Regions from separate parts of the Homo sapiens genome. Here region 1 is linked to region 2. Evidence: chromatin contacts called from ENCODE Hi-C or POLR2A ChIA-PET data. All regions are on one chromosome and are shown on one strand. The core of a region is the stretch at or near the end of the contact, and the rest is flanking DNA. Distances in the headings are between cores, read along the strand shown.

Region 1 (5,136 bases), core at 1,662-4,161, 130 kb before region 2:
CTGGACTCCCTAGTGAGATGAACCCGGTACCTCAGATGGAAATGCAGAAATCACCCGTCTTCTGCGTTGCTCACGCTGGGAGCTGTAGACCAGAGCTGTTCCTATTCGGCCATCTTGGCTCCTCCCCCGGCTGGTCTTGAACTCTTGGCCTCAAGTGAGCTTCCTGCCTTGGCCTCCCAAAGTGTTGAGATTACAGGTGGGAGCCACCTCTCGGGGCCTAAGAGTTTTCTTATATATCAGCAATAACTAATTCTAATGTAATTGGGGAAAAGAGCCCATCCACAATGCCCTGCAAATATCAGAAATCTCTAGGAATAAACATGGCAAGAAATGTATGAGATGCCTTTGTGGAAAACTGTGGAACTGGCGGGGTGCGGTGGCTCACGCTAGTAATCCCAGCACTTTGGGAGGCCGAGGCAGGTGGATCACCTGAGGTCAGGAGTTCCAGACAAGCCTGGCCAACGTGGTGAAACCCTGTTCTCTACTAAAAATACAAAAATTAGCCGGGCGTGGTGATTCGTGCCTGTAATCCTAGCTATTTGGGAGGCTGAGGCAGGAGAATGGCTTGAACCCAGGAGTCGGAGGTTACAATGAGCGGAGATTGTACCTTTGCACTTCAGCCTAGGCAACAAGAGCGAAAGTCCGTCTCCAAAAAAAAAAAAAAAAAGAAAAAAAACCTGGAACTTTAGGAAAAAAAACATAGAAGACCCGAATAAATGAAAGGATGCCATGTTCTGTAATGGGAAGGTTCAAAACTTTAAAAATGTTAATGCAAACCAATGTTAAAAGACTAGATGCAACTGGCTTGCCTTCCCAGATATCCAAATATATGTTAAAAGCTAGGGTAATTAAAATAGTGCAATATTGTTGTAGAAATAGGAAAACTGTCAATCAAATAGCTAGAATGTGTATGAGAATTTAATATATAGTTAAAGAGATAATTCAAATTAGTAGCAGAAAGAATATACCATTTAATGGTGTGGGAACCATGAGATATAGCTAGATCCATTCCTTATGCCATATAGGTCAGTGAATTATGATTGGATTAAAATTCAAATCTGAAAATCAAGACAGTAAAAGTACTGGAGGTAAATTTAGAAGAATTATTTTCTAGTTTTGGAGTAGTTTAAAGTTACTCATGTGAGACACAAAACTCAAACTAAAAGGAAAGAAGGTATTTGACTAATACTGACTTTGGAAATAGTTGAATGAGAAGCAGGGAACTTTTCAGTTCATTATTCTTTATATATGCTGTATACACACACACACACGTATTTTAAAGGAACTGTTCACTATACATGTAATTTGTTTTGAGACGGAGTCTCGCTCTGTCGCCCAGGCTGGAGCGCAGTGGCGCGATCTTGGCTCACTGCAAGCTCCGCCTTCCGGGTTCACACCCTTCTCCTGCCTCAGCCTCCGGAGTAGCTGGGACTACAGGCACCCGCCACGGTGCTCGGCTAATTTTTTTTGTATTTTTAGTAGAGACGGGGTTTCACCGTGTTAGCCAGGATGGTCTCTATCTCCTGACCTGGTGGTCCATCCGCCTGCGCCTCCCAAAGTGCTGGGATTACAGGCGTGAGCCACTGCGCCCGGCCCTATACATGTTATTTTTTAAAAACAAGAGAACTTTAAAAAATGTGACAAAAACGTACATCAAAAAATGTATACTTCTTCAGACCTTGAAGAAATATATTCTACATTTTTACAGCAGACATTAATGAACCTTTAGTCCTGTGTGTCTGTGGCTGACTGCCACAATTACTACTTGAGACCGTCACTATGACAGTTATTACTGTTACTACTTGAGACCGTCACTACGACAGTTATTGTTACTACTTGAGACCGTCATTACAGGACTGAACGAAAGGACAAACGTAGAAATGATTAAAAAAATCTGTTTTAAAGGAAGGGGAAACCGGGAAGAAGGGAGCTCCCTGCTTCTAGTGAGCGAAGGCAGCCCCCCGAGCTTCCACAGCCCTTCGCATTCATTGGGAGAATGAGCAGGGAGGAGGCCCTAAGACTGGTCAGCTGTTTGATTATCACAAGTTCTCATTACTAACAGGCTTCAGTTGTGTCTAATCCTAAACACTTGCACCTGGGTGGTGACTGCCCTCAGCAGTCCTTCTGGGCGGCAGACACAGGTTGTCAGTTTGCCAACACCCTGCTCTCATGAGAAACAGTTTGCTGCTTACTCACGTGGCCTCCAGTGGTATACTGAGTTGATCACGACCCTCAATCTTTCGGCCCCTAAGAGCCGCAGGGGGGTGGGGAGGTGCCAGGCTGCTGAGGCCTTTGGGTTCCTAGGCTGCTGGCATTTTAAAACCACCACTGTATTCCACCTCCCCTTGGATAACACGCAGAAACAGGCCAAGAAGAAATTACCTGCTGTTGGTTATTTCTATTTCAAATGAATACTAGCTGAACATTTACTAAATGACATTGTCAGGTTTCAGCAAAAGCGGCCTGTAATAGTTGGGTGAGGACAGGGAAAGACTTTGAAATGGGCAGAAAAGATTACGGGATGTCCTGCAGGTTCAGTGTGCTTTGGCCTATTTTTCAACTGTCTAAATTTTCGCCGCCAAAGTCGCCAAAACCGCCTTCGCCGCAGCTGCAGCCAAAGCCTCCTCCTCCTCCTCTTCCTTCTCTCTCCTCCCTCACCTCCTCCTTCCTTCTAGGAAGCTTACTGGAGTGAAACTTGAACGTTTTCAAAAAAAAATCATTAACGCAAATGATTCTTGTCCAAAGAAACAGAAATAATAGAAGTGTGAAGGGGCGTGGGAGGGGGTTGAGATGTGCCGCGTTCAGGCCCGGGGCACCGGCGAGGGTGGGCGTGTGAGCGGGGGGTGGGGGCGTTAACGGTGTCTTCTCCCCACAAATGAAAGAGAAATAGTAAATTCTCCTGCGGGTGGCGAATCAGGAGGGAAGGTGGAGCCCACAATCTTTGCAAACTCTCTGGGGAGCCAGGGGTTGGTAGCTGGGAAGACTTGGGTGGTGACCCTGGGGGAGGGGAAGGGGCCGGGGAGCGGGGAATGGGGGCAGCCCCTGGGGAGGAATGGGAGAGGGAGGAGGACGCCAGGGGCACAGGGACAGCCTCCGGGGCGGGGCGCGGCGCCAGCCTAGCCCGAGGATGGAGGCTGAGGCCGCCTGTTGAGTCACAGGTAAGGGGAGCCGCTCTGGCCAGGCCCAGGGCCGCCCTCGTTCCTCCCGGAGCGCAGCGACAGCTCCTCCCCGCGTCTCGGGTTTCAATGGCTGGGCCTGCCCGAAAGCTCTGGGCCCCCGCGTCCCAATTTTTTCTTTATTTTTGAAGGATAATATTGCTGGACATAGAATTCTTTGTTGACATTGGTCAGCTCTTTGAATATGTCATCCAGTATCTTCTGGCCTCCGTGGTTTATGGTGAGAAATCAGCTTACTGAGGATCCTTGAACATGACTTGTCTCTCTCTCGTGCTTTCAAGATTCTCTCAACAGTTTGATTATGATGTGTCTGACTGTGTATCTCTTTGAGTTTACTCTACTTGCAGTTTGTTGAGCTTCTTAGATATGTAGATTGATGTTTTCCATCAAGTTTGGGAAGTTTTGATTCGTTATTTCTTCAAATATTCTTTCTATCCCTTTCTCTGTCTCCCTTCTTTCTGAAGTTCTTCTAATCTACATCTTGCTTTGTTGCTGATGTCCCAAAGGCCTCCAAAGCTGTGTTCATTTTCTTTCTTCTTGTTCTTCAAACTAGATAATATCAATTGACCTATCTTCAAGTTTGCTATACTCTCTTCTGCTTCTTCAAATTTTGTGCTCAGCTCCTATAGTGAAATTTTCATTTTAGTTGTACTTTTTAACTCCAGAATTTCTATAAATTTTTCAAAAATATGTAATTTCGATCCCTTTGTGAATATTTGCATTTGGTGAGACATTGTTTTCATAATTTACTGCAGTTGTTTAGACACACATTCTGTTAGCTCTTGGAGCACATTTAAAATAACCAATTTTAAAGTATTTTCTAGTAAGACTAAAGTCTGTACTTTCTCGGAACCGTTTCTATTAGTTGCTTAATTTCCTATTATAGAGCCATACTTTGTTTCTTTACATGCCTTGTAATTTCTGTTGATGACTACTTAAAATAATACATTGTGACACCTCTTAAAATCATTATCTCCCTCCCCAGAGTATATTGTTGGTGCTGCAATTTTTTAGCTGTTTTGTATATTTAATAATTTTTTTGAACTAATTCTACAAAGTCTGTACTCTTTGTTACTTGTGGCAACTGAAGTCTCTATTTGGTTAGCTTGGTTGTTGAGTAAGGATAGGACAGAGATTTCTGTAAATACCAGAAACCAGTAAATCTCCAAGTCAGGTCAAATACAGACAATCTTGCATGTGGAGTCTTCCAGAGTATTACCAGACAGGTCTGACGAGACAGTTCCGAAAGGACAAATCTTTGGGAATGAGGCTTTAAAAACAGCTTCATTCTGCTCACTCTGGTGGCTCCAGTACCGCTCCAGGAATGTGGGGTGTCATTTTTCAAGGCCACTGCAGGAAAGGAAAGTGAGGCATGAGAGTGAATCAAGGTAAAATGCCACAAAGCTTACTGTTCTTATTGAGAATTGGCTGGTTTTCTTAAATACATGCTTCTTGAGTTGCTACAAGTCTTTGGTCAATTTCTAGAGGTCAATTTCTAGAGTTCTGGAAAAGTTGATTCTAATAATCTTTGCCAACTTTCTCCTTGTTTCTGTGGAGAACAGAAGTTTTGTTAGTCTTTATTTCCATCATTTATGCTGACTTCACTCCTTGATTTTTAAAAAATTAATGATCTAAATAATAGTCATATCTCTCTGTATGAAGAACAGAGTGCTCTGGAATATGATTTTTGGGGGGGTTCACATCCTGGCTTTGCTACTTACGGGTTTGTGGCCTTTGGCAAGTTACTTGTCTGTGTATCAGCTTTCTTTTATGAACTGGGCATATTAATAGTACTCATCTCATAGGTTGGTTGTGACTATATAAAATGAGTTAATATGTGGAGAGTTCCTATAAGGATGCTTAGTACAGAATAAACATTTGGTGAATCTTACCTGTTAAAACAGCTACTCTAAATTTTCACTACAATTCCACACAGTTGATAGGCCGCCGCCTTCTTCCT
Region 2 (4,554 bases), core at 214-2,713:
ACATAGCACATAGATATAATGCGTTTACTCTTCAAGGAGAGGAGGTGCATACCATTGTTTTATTTGATAGATAAAAGCTCATGGCAAAAACGTAAAAGTTTAAACTAGTTTCCATCCATGAAATGAGTAAGACTCATGGTTCTTAGTATTTTCGTGACTAAAGGGATCCAATTTTGGTATCTAATATTAATGAAACGCTCATGTAGTGTGTCCCCACATGGGTACTTCTGGAAAAGTCTACACTGTGAACTGGACTTCACCAAAGTGAGCAGGAAGGGAAATCCCGACACGCCCTGATGCTCTTGTCTCTAAAGGCATTTTGAGTGGAGAGAAGTGGGGGAGAGGGGAAGAAGCGGGTAGGAGGGGAGGAGGAGGATGGGGAGGAAGAGGATGCGGAGGAAACAGCAGCAGTATCAGGTAGAGGTACAACTCTTACTAAGTTGCCCTGCTCCCCAGAAGAGGGAAACCAAGCATGATGATCAAGTCTGGAAAACACTTCCTTTGAACTCCTACCCCTCAGAAACTACTTCCCTATTCCCCAAACCAAATTTCTGCTAATTCATCATGAACCAAGAACGTATGCAGGATAGGGAGGAGTGGAGGCCATAGGACACGGGCACCGCAGAATGGAACCTCATAGCCGCCGGTTCCACCGTCCCTTTCTTGGACCAGAAGGAACAGGACCTAGATTTCTGGATCCCCCATTGTCCAATCACAGGTTCCCACCGCACCCAATGGCCCCCTCCCGTCGCGGTCCTAGAAAATCCCGAGCCACTGGTCCCGGTCAGGCCCGGCGGGCCAGGGGCGGGGCGCCAGGAAGAGCTGCGCACCCAGGACTTGCGGTCTCTCCTTACCCGCGAGGGTAGGCCGGACCCCACCCCCGGAAGCCCGCCCTGATCTCACCTGCCAGGTGGGCATCCCGAGGGTGCGCGGCCTCCCAGCCCCTCCCCGGCCCCGCAGCCTGGCGGGGGAACCCCAGGCGCTCGCCTGCGCTTACCGGCCGGGGGCTCCCGCAGGCTGAGGCGCACGTTCAGGTACTCCACCTCCGAGAAGACAGCCAGGGCCGCGGTGCTGGCCGAGGCGCGGGGGCAGGTGCTCGGGCCCCAGGCGGCGGTGGCGCGCCCCTGGGCCTCCAGGCGCAGCGCGCGCAGGGCCACCGGCTCGGACGCCTCCAGCAGCACGTGCCCGGCCACTGTCTCGCCGCTGGAATAGCAGCCCTTGCGCTCGTCCTCGAACACCAGACCCAGGCTCTTCACGCGGCCCTCGGCACCCACGGCCGCCGCGCACCCAGCCTCCCCGCCCATCCCGCCGGGCGACTCTTTCCTGCCCCTGAGGTCGGCAGAGGCCCGGAGCCGGGGTCGCGAGCACAGCGGCGCCGCTGTCACAGGCGCTCGCGGCAGGGTAAGGCCGCCGCGGCAGCCGTGCGGTACCCGATGGGGCACCGGCTCGCCGAGAGGCCTGTCGCTTTAACAAACCCAGTTGGGCCTGGAAAAGGGCCGGGACAGCCCACCCCCGGCGGGCGGCCATTGGTCAGCTGCGAGCCCTGCTTCTTGCTGATTTGTTGTAGATGGTCACTGAGTCATTTCATTGGCGCTCCCACGCGTGGGTGGGCGCAGGAAGGCCGTGCGTGATCAGGGAGTGTTGGCCAATCGGGAGGCTCCGGCGTGCACGTGCACAGGCCGTTTACTGGCTGAGGCCAGGCACAGTCCTGGAGCCCTGGCCAATAGTGAGGCGGTGCGCCCATGTGGACAGACAGTGGGAAACAGTATCTGTCAGGGAGGGGGCGGAACAGGGTTATCTCCGGCTCTCAGCGTGTCAGCCGTTCCCATAGTTACGAACGGGGGCGGGGTTTCTAGCAGCGTAAGGACTTTGCAGGAGCCACTGGGTTCTCGCTAAAGCATGAAGTTGTGGCTGTAACTGGCTTGTGTTTATGATTACATCTGCAATACTCGAGGGGAAATAGATGCTCTGGGAAACGGAACTCGGCAATATTTCCTTTTGAGATCTTGGGGGCCGGCCGCATCGGGACTTTAATGAATGACTTGGAATCTTCTAACCTCCAGGTTTTTGATCACCGCCTCTCCCAGGTTTCAGAATTCCCAGCCCATGTAAGAGCCATAGATAAGAAAAATGAGGGTTGTGGTTTTAAACCTGATACATCCCCTAAGGAGTTCTCCTCCTAAGCTCCGCAGTGTCGCTGTTAGGAATAGCTGGAACTCTGATTCTTCCTGCTGTAAATAAGATCATGAATCACATTGTTTTTGAACAACATCTGTCACTCAAGTTTCTGCCCCACCCGAAAGTTTCCTGACATCATTGTCATATCCACAGAAATTTCCAATTGCCTTGATGACTTGTTCCTCACGCCCAAGTTTCCTCCGGCTTGTCCTGCTACATTTTCCTTTTCAACCTTCCATTTTTTCTCTGTTCTGTTTTTTACCATCTTGCATAGCTGTCATTAGCTGGTCATCATTTTCTTAACTTTTAAGTTGTCCCCTTATCGACATGCCACGTTTGTGAGCTGTTATGTATTGATTAATCTCACAATGAAATTTAGCAATTTTCCTAAAAAAAAAACCTCAAAGTAAAGGTTGCTCTACTACCCTCGTTGAGTTTAGATTATTAATGTGGAGATTTAGTAAAGTTTTATAAGTTCAAAATTTCCTTATTACCTCTCAGAGAAAGTGGAAAAGTCACAAATTAGGCTCTGTGTAAAGTTCAGAAATAGTTGCTATTCTCTGACCATTTCGTCTAGAATAGCTCCCTACATGATCTTACTCTGCCTACTTTTTTTTTTATATAACACAACGTGACCTTACGTGTTTATCTATGTATTATCCATCCCACTCATTTGAAACACAGAACTTGTTCTCATTCGTTTTTTGACCTCTAGGGCCTAACACAGATCTTAGCATACAGTAAGTGCTCAATAAATGTTGAGTGATTGAATGATGTATCCTAACCGTGTAGTAGTATTGGCTCTGCAATACATGAATAGTGTTCTGCCTCTTACTCTACTAAACTTTCACTGTCTCCAGGCAATGGTTCCCTCCAAATTAAGTGGCTGGGAGAGGGAGAAAAGGACAATGGTCCTAACGGTAATGAAAGGACAAAATGGCAGGTTTTGCATTCTGTACTGGGAAAGACCAGACTCTCTGTTTTCATTTCAGTTAAGAACAGTTTTGGCCAGCCAGGCATGGTGGCTCACACCTGTAATACCAGCATTTCGGGAGGCCGAGGCGGGCAGATCACAAGGTCAAGAGATCGAGACCATCCTGGCCAACATGGTGAAACCCCGTTTCTACTAAAAATACAAAAATTAGCTGGGTGTGGTGGCTCGCACCTGTAGTCGCAACTACTCGGGAGGCTGAGGCAGGAGAATCTCTTGAACCCGGGAGGCGGAGGTTTTCAGTGAGCCGAGATTGTGCCACTGCACTCCAGCCTGGGTAAGAGAGCGAGACTCCATCTCAAAACAACAACAACAAACAATAGTTTTGGCTACAGGTAACAACAGACTGTGTGACCAACACACATTCTGCCTTTAAAAATATTTCTTGTTTACTAGACGAAAAGGTCAGTAGTAGAGTATGGGCCCTTCAGATTGATTCATCAGAATCCTTTTATCTTTCTCTTTGACATACTCTGCTCCCTTCATCGTAGTAGGGATTACCACAGCTCTAAGTGTCTCCTTGTCTTCCTTACACCACAGAGTTCAACACATAAAGCAAGGGAGGGTCTGCAAGCAAACAAAAATTCTCTTTTCTCTCAGAAAGAAGATATATTTATATCCCAGATGCCCCCAACAGACTTCTTACATGTCATTGGCCAAAACTGAGTCATATGTACACCTATAGATTATTGACTGGCAAAAATAAGTAGGATTTTTACAATTCACTTAGACCAGTCATTCTTCTCTGGGTGCTGGACACAATCAGAGCTCTGTTAACAAGGAAGAGGGGCAAATGGCTGTTGAGCAGTCAACATTGTAGAGCCATTTGAGTGGCTTAAGTGGGTCTGGCCAAATTTGCTATAGCGTAGAGCTGCCCCAGCCAGACATAAAGAGGATATTTAAATAAAAAATATTCTATAACTAGAGAGAAGTTAATTTATATGGTGACTCAACTCATTCACAGATAAAATTCCATTTTTGTTGTGTATACATTACAATGAATATTCGAGTTCAGCTACTATTAATATAGCAGCATATGACAGTTTAAAAAATCCAATCTGACAATGTCTTTTAATTGGCATGTTTACCATCTGCATGTAATGTGATCTTTAACAACGTAACAACGTTGGTGCTATAACTTGCATCCCCAAAATTCAGATGCTGGAATCCTAACGCCCAAGATGATGGTATTAGGAGGTAGGGGCTTTGGGGAGGTGATTAGGCCGTGAATGCCAGGGCCCTCATGAGTGGGACTAGTGCCCTTACAAAAGAGTCCCGAGAGAGAACTCTCGCTCCTTCCACCGTGTGAGGATGTAGAAGGCACCATCTATGAAGACGCAGGCTGCTATGGCTTAGATATGGTTCGTCCACACCAAAACTCATAT

What was found. A loop is a pair of places that touch in the nucleus more often than their neighbours do. ChIA-PET counts read pairs that join two places held with the same protein, here RNA polymerase II (POLR2A). Pooled maps may share reads with other maps.
Region 1: a loop to region 2 is called in a map of aorta, with 2.1 times the contacts of the local background. The contact joins the promoter of LINC01582 here to the promoter of ARRDC4 in region 2. A Hi-C loop is called at or near these places in 10 of 168 maps with a recorded cell type or tissue (IMR-90, K562, MCF 10A and 7 more) and 18 of 50 pooled maps. POLR2A ChIA-PET finds 5 or more read pairs at or near these places in 2 of 52 experiments (BJ and MCF 10A).

Annotation. Positions count from the first base shown.
Region 1 is chr15:98,086,528-98,091,663 of GRCh38, reverse strand. LINC01582 (long intergenic non-protein coding RNA 1582) reads left to right here and starts at 2,911. Exons shown (of 4, transcript NR_120325.1): 1 at 2,911-2,966.
Region 2 is chr15:97,957,612-97,962,165 of GRCh38, reverse strand. ARRDC4 (arrestin domain containing 4) reads right to left here and starts at 1,463. Exons shown (of 8, transcript NM_183376.3): 1 at 998-1,463. The coding sequence starts at 1,304.